2 separate regions of the Mus musculus genome follow, and region 2 is linked to region 1. Evidence: chromatin loops called from intact Hi-C (ENCODE). Cell type or tissue: left cerebral cortex. All regions are shown on one strand. Each heading gives the region's core, and the rest is flanking DNA. Links, peaks and the distances in the headings are about the cores only. Region 1 holds the start of Gm30466 (a long non-coding RNA gene). Region 2 overlaps Fbxo21 (F-box protein 21).

The links. Hi-C counts contacts between places; a loop is a spot of excess contacts. Peaks named below come from ENCODE experiments on the same cell type or tissue, not always from the same donor. Only the 100,000 strongest peaks of a DNase experiment are listed, where the experiment ranks them.
Region 2: it touches region 1 in a loop (5-fold over the local background); 29 of 42 quality-filtered maps call a loop at or near these places.

The regions. Positions count from the first base shown.
Region 1 is chr5:118,067,278-118,072,645 of GRCm38, forward strand. It overlaps Fbxw8 (F-box and WD-40 domain protein 8), which reads right to left. Exons shown (of 11, transcript NM_172721.2): 9 at 3,069-3,242; 10 at 1,328-1,438; 11 at 1-952. The coding sequence ends at 808. It overlaps Gm30466 (a long non-coding RNA gene), which reads left to right and starts at 3,238. Exons shown (of 2, transcript XR_387640.4): 1 at 3,238-4,153; 2 at 4,241-5,368. In left cerebral cortex, for the core only: a CTCF peak has its summit at 2,233; DNase peaks (open chromatin) are centred at 515, 1,391 and 2,221; H3K27ac peaks cover 930 bases.
Region 2 is chr5:118,001,872-118,007,239 of GRCm38, forward strand. Fbxo21 (F-box protein 21) reads left to right here. Exons shown (of 12, transcript NM_001346588.1): 11 at 144-301. Among named protein-coding and RNA genes, the nearest start is that of Tesc, 23 kb to the right of the region's middle. In left cerebral cortex, for the core only: CTCF peaks have their summits at 434 (motif pointing left) and 2,930 (motif pointing right); DNase peaks (open chromatin) are centred at 433, 2,199 and 2,912; H3K27ac peaks cover 443 bases.

The DNA of each region.
Region 1 (5,368 bases), core at 241-5,240:
TGCCAGCCCACTTGTTTTTTGAGCTGGTATTCCCTGGGAGAGGAACTTTGTCTCCTGAGACCTGGTGGCCTCTGTGCAGGTGTGTTAGGTGCCTGGTCTGTGGGGATTCTGAAGAGCTCTGACTGGGTCTCCTGGCCACTATGTGTGGATTTGTCCATGACACTCTGAAGGCAGAGTGGGTGAGCTATGGCTGCGTTTGTCAGGAAGAGACACCACCGGCTAGGCTTGGAGACTGACCCTATCCCTGTGCAATGACCCTTTCCCTCTGCAGGAAGGATGGCTGTCTCCTTCATAGCACATGTACAGGACAGAACAGCTCCTACAGGTAAGGTGGCCCTATAATTATCAACGGTGTGAATCCCAGAGGAGGGGCTGCACTGGAGGGTGCCTGGAGGAGACAGCTGGGGAGGCTGACAGCTGGGGAGGCAGCTTGGAGGCTGACGCTTGCCTATGCGTGTGAGATTCTGGTTCCACCCTCAGCACCACACCCAGGAGACAGTGCAAGTGAAGGCCCTGTGTCCCTGGCCTATGGAACGAGGGGGGGTGTCACTGCTGCCATAGGCTGAGGGGGAGGAGCCACCCCTGGAAAGGTTAACTCTGAGTCATCAGCCAGTCCTACCAAAGCCTGAGGAGGAGGAGGAGGAGGAGAAAGGCAGCAATGGAGTCTGGTTCTGTACAGGGCAACAGGGCTGTGTGGCCACAGTCATACAGGACACTGTCCCCAAACTCCCACCATGTGCTGCAGAGCCTCTCTCCAACTCTAACATTTGTAAAACTGCCCTTTCCACGTCTACATGAGGTGACACCCTAAATACTGTCATGGGGGAAAGACAGTGCGAGGTCATAGCTGTATCCAGCCATGATGTCACGGGGTAAGCGGCAGACAGGAAGGGGGCTCTGAAAGGCCAGCTGGTCCACAGCAAATTCATAGGCATGGATCAGGCCACGATGTCTAGAGGAAGCAGAGATAAGCACCAGTCAGCAAGGCTGCTGTGTGAAGAGACAGGCATAATCTTGGCTGGCTCTCACTGCGATCACTGCTCTGAGGCCACTGTGTCAGATATGCAGACCCCAGAGACAGTGTCTATGAAGAAGCATCTGCAGGGACCTCCGCGCAGTCTGCCTGTTAACTGACAGTGTGTCTCTGCTGCCCCCAACCCCAGGAGCAGCTGCAGAACTGCAGACAGACACTCGGCATGGGCTCCAAATTTCTACAAAGCCAGGACAGTGGCCGATACCCCGAGAGGCCGGTGTGACTGGGACGGAGCAGGGACACACATGGAGCCATTTCTCAGATTGTGCAAACTCCGCCCAACCCCACACTGACCTCCTGTGACAGGCAAAGTTGTCGAGGTCGGAGTTTCGCAGCACCTTCTCGTAGGGCACGTTGGCAGTGATGAGGCTGTGGCTATTGAAGGAGAGATAGCGCACAGGGTGCCTGCGGTGGGAGGAAGAGAGCTGTAAGGTGGGAGCAGCCTTCCCCGGCTGGGCCTGGCAGAACCCTAGGCACTTTCCATTATGGAGAAGGAACTGGGCCCAGCTTCAGCTCCAAAGCAGGCGCAAGCAAGGCCTGCTCTGGCACCATGTCATTTAGCAAACACACTGCTAACCTCCTATTCTAGCTGCCTGCCTCAACAAGTTGGTGTATTTGGGATATAAGAGCATTCAGCTTGAGACAAACCTACAACATGGCTCAGAAAGCCGAAGAGCCATGGGCCAGTTCTTATCCTCAGGGTGATGGCTACAGTTGACAGCACCTGCATCTGGTGAGGCCATACTGTGACCCAGGGTACAACAGAGAGTGTAGGCTCCTAAAGATGGGTGCTTGCCCTCAGAGGCTCCACAGTAGTGGGAAGCTAGGAGCCCACCTCTGCAAGGAGGAGGACTACCACACCCAGGGGGGCTAGCTGAGACCACTAGGGAGGGAGGGGGGAGGCCTGTGGCAAGAACAGGCCCTTTGGCAAAAGCACACGAAGGAGAGGAAGCTGGTGAGGGAAGGCAGGCTCAAGACAGGGGAGCAGACAGCAGCTGCACTAGACGGAGCGTGGAACAGGCACAGGGCGCCTACGGAGAGAAGGCCTTAGTGGGGGTGTGAAGCGCAGGGGCCTCCCCTTGGTGGTGAGAAGGACAGGCACTGTCCTGGACACACAGAGAACCAACGAGAGTACTGGCTTTCAGGCAAATGCTGGTTCCAGTGTGGGACGTTTGAGCTGCCTTTTGGCACCACCTGGTGGCACCATGGTGTATCAGCAGTGAAGTTGGGGAAGGGCAAGGCCTGAGGCAGTGTGGTAGACAGGGGTTCTGATCTGATAAGAGCTGCTAGCCAAAGTATTCACCGCCCTGCCGGCCAAGAAGGAACCCAAATTTACTTTGGCTTCACAAACCCTCTCAAAGGTGCACAGACCTTCACTTAAATAAAGGCAGAGCTGTCTTGGTTTTGTATCTGGTGAAAGCTATGTTATGCTCTCAAGCTGGGCACTTCCACAGCGTCACACCCTCTCGTTCCAGAGGAGCCAGTGTTCAGCTAGGGGACTCCAGGCTGCTTCTCAAGTCACAACTGAGGCAGGCTCACATGAACAATCGCACAGCAGGGCTCCAGTCCTAGAACTCTGTGGCCTGTGCCCAGACAGGATTCTCCTCTCAACACTCCTGCTCACGCTGAGATGACCCCCCCTTAGCTGAGGCCCACTCAACTTGCACCCCAAGTGCCCTTCCTCACACTGAAGGGAGGCACAGACAGACACATTGAGTCTGGCACATGGAGGGGTTCTGCGCCAACCCATCCTCCTGTACACTGGAAATCAGTCTCCCCAAGCTGGCTCCCTCCTTTCCCTGGTAATAAAGATGAAGGCATTCATACCGTAACCTGTGCCACAGTTGTGAGGCCTTCACTGCGTCCTAAGCAGCTAGGATGCTTAGTGAGGGCTGTATTACCGAGAGAGGAGTTCAGGTCTTGGACTGGTATCTTTCCAAGCCTAGGTCACCTCTCCAGCAAAAGTGCTTTCAGGAAGGCGCAACGAGGGCACAGGTGGCCTGGAACCACAGTCTGTACACGGGAGTCAGCTTACCTGGAGTGCACTTCCCACAGCTTCTGGTTCATGCGGTAATCCCACACAGACACCAGCCCCTCCTCGCCTCCACTGACAACCTTCCAGTCATCCATCTGGACTGCGGACACCCCCAGCTGATGGGCAGACAGCGACAGGGCGATCTTATCGCTGCGGAGGTCATGGATCCTCACTCTGGAAGAAGAGCACGGGGAGAAGGGGGTAACTGAGGAAGCCTGCAAGAACCAGCACCGCAGCCCCTAGAGCGTCCTGGAGGGATTCTCCCATGGGAGTCACCTGCAACACAGAGGAGCTTTGTCTTGAGATCAGAAACAAATCTGCCAAAAAGCCAGGCAAGCTACTCCAGGGCCTGGGGTGACGTTTACCTGGAGGTTGTGCCTCCCTCACTGTCCAGGCCCTGAAGGCATCACGGAAACTTGCCTGTTTGTGGTCACCAGGCACACAAGGTACAAGGATGGGTGTTACAGTTCTGAGCCAGAAGAGCTGGATTTCAGAGCACATTTTTCCAAAAGTTTGGTAAACTTGCCCTTGGGGAGCAGCGGCCAGAGCTAAGGAGAGCTAACTTCCTTTCTACAGACGGTGTTTTATTAAGTCCCGAACTCCCTTTCTTCCCTCTGTTTATCACCTCCCGGGTCCCGGCGTCTTGAGATCTGTCCAGGTTTTCTGCTTGTCTTTGTTTCTTTTTTCTTTTCTTCCTTTTTCTTTTTCTTTTTTTTAGTTCAGTGTCCAAAATTCAACACTGCTGCTGGGTGAGTGGCCAGGGAAGGAGTCTGGCTCTTGCATGTATCCCTCTCTCCTGACTGCAGATGCAGCATGACTATAGCCTCACATTCCAGCTACCGTTGGACCCACCATACCTTCAGTGACTGCTAAGCTAAGGAAAACTGAGAGCCTGCCTGCCTGCCTGCCTGCCTGCCTGCCTGCCTGGTGAAGTCAGGCTACCAGCCACAGGCTGCATCAGCAGCACAAGACAGGCCCAGAGCTTCTGTTTCAGAAGCCTGGGCAGCCTTCTACCACAGACCACTATCACCCCTGCCGTGCAGAATCACCGACCTTTTAGACAGAGCTGGGCGGCTGTGGAAGGGGTGAGGCTGCCGCCTTCATTCACAGTGCAGGGGCAGTGAGGACGTGAATACTACGCTCCTGCTCACAAACAACCATCCATCTTCCAGAATGAAGACACCGACCCTGACCACGAACTTTATGAGACGGCATGGCCAACAGTGGGAAGCGTGGAGGCAGGGGCATCACACTGAATGGAGGTCCTGGTGACGCCCTGGGTTAGTGCTAGTGAACACTGATCAGAGTAAAGCATACATATGGGAGGATGCCACTTTAAACATGGGAGCACGCAAGAAGTCTTCAGCAGCCCGAGGGAGGAGGAATGCCCAGTTAAGGAGTGATCATTAGGCTGACAGGGAAATGAGACTCCATGGATGTGAATGACTGGATGGGGTGGGATGTCGTAATTAACTGCACCACATGAGGCCACCACAGGACAAGTTGACAGTGGACCATGGGACGACGTGCAGATCTCTACCTGCTCACACGCAGGTGCAGATGGACCACGGGGACAAGAACTGCCCAACTGTGACAGTGATTGTGGACCAGGGTCAGGGGTGAGTGGAGACAGGGAGCCATCACAGGGCTACATAGAGGCTACCACACTGGCTTCAGGGTGCAAAGTACACTTCCCATAAGCACAGTTCAGAAGTTAAATGCTAAAAGCAGTTCCTTGGAAGGGAAAAATGTAACCAGAGCCCTAAGGGAGGTTTTTTATTTTATTCAAGGTACTACCATGGTGTTTTAAAAATCAGGCCTCAGAGGATGTTGGCTTCGCCCTGGTACCACACACATGTACATACTCAATTTGTTTCAGACCATTTACTGGTTTCTTGGCCACCATGAAGTAGGTATAATGTGAAACAATGGAGGTTGAGATCCCAGCACCAGGGAGATGAAGGCAGGAGGACCAAGAGTTCAAGGTGATTCTTGGCTATGAGGCTACAACAAAGCAAGCTCAAGATCGGCCCTGGGTATAAGAAATCCTGCTGTGAAAGCACACCAACAACAGATGACCACAGTCCTGGGGTGCGGCATGGAGGCCGCATGGCAAGATGGGAGTGCAGACTCACCCCCAGTCTCACTCCAGTGACACGCATGACTGCTTGGCTTCAGGCCTCTATAGGCAGAGAGACCCAAGGCTGTTGGGGACCCAGGAGGGAGCCTCAGGCTGGAACCCTAAACAGATGGGGGTGGATGCTTCCCTGCACAAGCTGGCTAGTGAGATCTACCAGGGC
Region 2 (5,368 bases), core at 112-5,111, 66 kb before region 1:
GCTTTGTTGACAGTGAGGGTTTGTAAGAGGGACAGGGTGTCCGAGGGACTCGACACAGGGTAAAAGCAGGGAATGGACAGAAGGTGTGAGAGCCCTAGCCGGGCTCCCTAGGAACTCACTGGCCATCTTCCCCTGCTCCACAGGTACGGCTACAACTGTGTGATCTACGGCTGGGACCCTACGTGCATGATGGGGCATGAGTGGATCCGAAACATGAATGTGCACAGCCTGCCTCATGGCCACCATCAGCCCTTCTACAACGTCCTGGTGGAGGATGGCTCCTGCAGATATGCAGCCCAAGGTAAGGCACTCGCTGGACCTGCACTGGCCTCTGCCTGACCATGTGGTCCACACCAGCCAGACTCCTAACTGCCATATCTCCCCGCCTGGCTTCTAATACTGGCCCAAAGCCGCCCTCGTGTGGCCACAGGTGGGAAGTGCAGTCCCTTTCACCATCCCTGTGTGTTGGCGACCCCAGGAAGTCCTAAGCCGGGGATAGGTGGAGCTGAAGAGCCAGAGCGGAGACTACCTTGTGAGCCTGGTGTGCTTTCTGACCAGGAAGATGCACAAGATTGTATTAATTAGAGGGGACGTGAACGATGGACAGATGTACTCATGGGTACCAAGTCAGCCTGGGATGCAGGCTCAGCCTCTCTCATGCAGAGCTGGCTGGAGCTTATGGAGGCCACTTCCACTTTGCCCTGCCCAGAAGGATGTGAAGCAGGAGCTTGGCGATGGGCTCTGGCCTGAACCGTCAGGCTTGCTCTACCCACACTAAAGCTGAAAATACCGAGGGCTCAAGTGGCAAGGTTTCAGAAGGCAGGAATAGTTCCCACATATGTGACCATGTCGTGTGGAGGCTAGGAGGACCCTGCAGTCACAGCACGATGGGTCTCTGGGTAAGGCGACGGTGCCGCCATGCTCCCTGGATGTTCTGCAGGCTCCCACAGCTTTTGAAGCTGAGTCCAGTTCAAACTCTCCAGGCTCTGTTGGGTGACTGGTGAGGGAGACTTTCTGTCCTCAGAAAGCTTATGGGCATGGCAGCACCAGGCACATCAGTTGTCCACGTATACACAGTAGGTGTGACATCTTTACATAGAGCATGGAAGTTTCTAGAAACAGTTCATTTAGTCTTAGATCATTTGCCTGATGCACTTGATAAACCGAGGACTGAACTTTAGATGTTCTGAATAGCTCAAGCCAGCAGTCTACGGAAAAAGGAAGTGTGTGGCCCACTGACCCAGTGCCACACAGTGGCAAGTGCCTGTAATTGTGTTGGTTTCCAGTGGCCTTCCTGTCAGCCCAGAGTGTGGCCTCTCCCAAGGGCTGCTATTGCTGGCTGTGGGGTGCAGGGGTGGCAAGGGACTCTTCCTGTAGCCACACTCAGGCATCACTCACCTTCCTGGGCTAACCTGTCCCTGCGACCTGTGAACTGTTGATTTATGTGCTGGGCTTCCAGCCTGGGTTCTCTACCCCATGATCCTAAGTGTCTGCTCACATTCCACCCTGCCTGCGCCTGCCGACACACTCCGCACGGTGCTGTTTGCTGCCAGCGGGCTCCTCATCTGGATGTGTTTGTCACTGAACAGGGATGTGGACTTTTTGCCAGCGATCGTAGGAGCGTTATAGAATCCTGCTTCGCAGCTAACTAGAGCTGCAGCAGCACTAAACCACATGGCTAACAGCCCATGTTCCATCAGCTTCCTCATTGCCCAGTGGTCACAGGGCAGCCCTGCACAGTGTGACAGGCTCAGCCACGTAGTTCCGCTATGGCTCCCTCCCTCTGCAGAGCCTGGCATTATAGCACAGCTTCTCTCTTCAATCTCTGCTGCACCAGGACTTGAATTTTTTTTTTGTTTTAGGCATCTAGGCATTGGTTGCCCAGGCTGTCTGACCTTCTAGCTTGGCTCACTGTCTCTTTACCTCTGCTTTCTCTGTGACCTGGCAGTGAAGTCTGAGGCCTGACTGCATGGCCATCACTACCCCACAGGCCACCCCACCCAGAGGAGCGGGGATCATGGCCCACACCAGGTGGTGTTGGGTTTGACCCTAGGTAACTCGGCTTCTGTCATTAGCAGGGAGTCATACTGTGTCCTGTGAGTGTCATTCCCCAGAGACCTACGACACTGCGGTTTGCCCTAGCACTTGGTCCAGGCTGACGCAGGAGTAATGTGCTTGAGGCAGGCGTGCCTGCTGCATCTGCTCAGTGACAGGAGAGGCTTCTCCCTGGGCCGCTCCCCACCCCCGCTCCCCGCCAGGAGCCTGCTTCTTACTCCAGTGTGTCATGGTCTCTGAGGACAGTTGGGTGCTCACAGCCCATGGCCATAGGATGGAGACCTTGCTAGATTTTAAATTTTTTTTAGAGAAAATTACTGTTTTTGTGTGTGTGTGTGTGTGTGTGTGCGTGCGCGCGTACACACATGCCATGAGCATGGGGTGTACACACATCCCAAGCATGTGCTGGAGGCTGAGCCAGCGTTAAGGAGCTGGCTCTCCTCCCCCTTTGTGTGGGTCCTGTGTACACAGCTCGTGCTTTTACCCACCGAGCCAACTCAATGGTCTGAGCAGCAACATGTTTTAAAAGACTTTATTTTGCTTTAAATTATGTGCCTGTGGGGGGGTGGGGGAATGGTTAGTGCAATGCCTGCAGAGACAAGAGGTGTTGGTCCTTTGGAGCTGGAGTGATTGGGGGTGTGAGCCGCCCACACAGATGCTGAAGCCCGACTTGGGCCCTACCCACTGGGCTCTCAGTAGCCAGCGCCCTACATTTTGAAACTGCTCCCTTCAGCTTCCCTTTGAGCGTCTCTGCGTTAGTTCATTTGTATTGTGTGTTTTAGTTCAGATCTAATTGTCAGTGAGTCTAGTTTCCTGAGTAGCGAAATGACTTTCTAGTCCTTAGCCCTCCAAAGCATGCGTGGCAGACCCCCTGCTGCCACCAGGGGGAGCACTGCACACACTCTGTTGGCTCCTGTCCTTCACTCTATGGAGGTGTGCCTTTCTGGGGGGGTGGGGAATGGGGATGGTCCCCCCCAGGCAGGCAGGCGATGTCTCATCTGTTACCTAAGGGCCCTTGGTGAGGCTTTGAGCGCAGGAGCCGTAGCTGGATGGCAGGTCCTTCCATAGCTCCTGACATTTCCTAGGCTGCTCTTCCACTGCAGCCTCACACCGTCCACTCCTGCTGGCACGTGTGGTGCCAGGGTGAGGACCCCCGAAGTGGGAGTGAGGGGTATAAAGTGACAGTTGGTTATGTTCGGGGCCATTTGGCCTTCTCTTGTTTAGATTCTGTGTGGTGAGGTGGGCACAGACTGTGGCATGCAGGAAGAGATGAGAAGGGGGCTTGTGGGAGTCGGCTCCCCCCACTGTATGGGTCCTGGGGGGCAAACTGAGGTCTTAGGGTGTCTACAAGTGCCTTTGCCCGCTGAGTCATTTCAGTGGCCTGGCATTGTCTTTTAGGGATAAAATATCAAGCGTTCACTCTTCTGGTGGCTCCACCCCACAACCCTTTGACTAGAGACATCCACACTTAGTACCGAGAGAGGTCTGTGGCCTCTGTTCAAACAGTGGAGTGGAGATAAATGCGTACTGTGCATTTGGTATAGATGGCAAGTTGAGTACTAGACTCCAGGGTGTGCAGGATGTGCTGGCCGCTGTCCCCCAGAGAGGGCGGGGCCAGGCTAGGCGCCCATAGAGGGCTCCTGTGGTGTCTCTTGCGCGCCTGTCCATGGAGTTTAAGGAAACACGTTTCTCCCGAGAGCCGCAGCGTTGTGCTGCTTAGAAGCATATCAGGTGACAGGTTACCTCCAGATGCATGGCCTCTGTCCTGCTTGCTGTCTTCTCTCCTGGGAGATGCTTGTTGTAGGCTCTGTGCTTAGGGGTGAACAGCTGTGATCCCCACACTTGGGAGGCAGGAGGAGCATTAGTGTGAAGCCAGCCTGGGCACCTTAGTCTCAGAGTAAACATAACATCAGGCTGGGCAGCCTGGGGGTAGAGCACTCACCTAGCGAGCACAAGCCCAGGTTCAGTTCCTCAGCACCACAACTGGCCAAGGGCCAGCAGGTCAGGGCACTGAGCCCAGCTGGAGATGGCCCAGGCAGCCCAGAGCTCCCAGGTTCTGCCCACTGTCTTGCCTCAGCTTTCCAGAGTAGCCTCTTACTAGAAGCCATGTTCAGAAGCCTGCAATAGCTACCCAGCCATGTTGTCCCCACAAAGCTGTTCCCCCTCTCCCCACAGGCATTCAGAGGCTAGAACTCCCTGCACAGGCCACTGCTTAGCACCCAGAGAGGGTGCCCCCATGGGTGGGGCTGTGCGGCACAGGAGCTCCTGTGAGCAGGCTGTCTCCTGAGCAGATGAGCAGTGGACAAGGAAACAAACTCCCAGTGCTGGGACCTGTACCCTGTGGACGCTCAGCAGTGCCCCTGAACTCCCCCCACTGCAGTCCAGAGCAGCTCCGGAGCTAACCACAGAAATGCCTTCAGACTTTTAGGGTTAGCCTCCCGTCGACCCCCACTGCACTAAACAGGTCAGCCTCAAAGGAGAATCGAATTCCCTCTAAAATTGAATTGGTTTCTGTCACCTGTCCTGCCTGCAGTGGCAGATACGCTTCATGAGAGCAAGGGCCTTCACTTGAGGTGCACTGTGGGGCATGAGTCCTCTGCGGCTGGCCTGCAGTAGTTCTGTGAAACAGTTGCCAAGGGTGCCCTAGTGTTACAACCTTTAGAAGTGTGAGCATGGAGACGCTGACATGGCTGCCCACCCCGCCACCCCTGGCATTACACTGCGGGGTCTGACCCAGCCAGAGCCCTCAGCAGTCTCTCCCATGGGGTGGGACCAAGATGATAGTGCACTGAGGCTGCCACGGGGCCTGACCAGAGTAAGCCCCAGGTTCAAAAGTGCCCTGCAGCCTAGAAGTGCTAGGCCTCCTGGCATTTCCTCTGGTGGACACTGTCTCTGACCCTGCGCCCTCCCTCCTGCTCTGCAATCAGCCTCCTGCCTCCACACTAGGGTCTTGGTGTGTTGCTGCTCTCCTGACCGTGTGACTTCACAGCGTGTGTCCCTAACCCAGTCTAAAGATGCTGCCCCAACAGTTTCCCCAGGTCCTCCAGATTTGTGGCTAAAGGCAAACAGATGGTTGGCCACACTCTACCTCACAGAGACAAGCACAGGGACAGCCCTGGCTCTAGGCCTCTGGGAGTGTCTGGGTTGGGCTGTGTGCTGTGTGTTGTGTGCTGTGTGCTGCTTGTGTGCTGTGTGTTGTGTGTTGTGTGCTGTGTGCTGCTTGTGTGCTGTGTGCTGTGTGTTGTGTGCTGTATGTTGTGTGCTGTGTGCTGCTTGTGTGCTGTGTGTTGTGTGCTGTGTGCTGCTTGTGTGC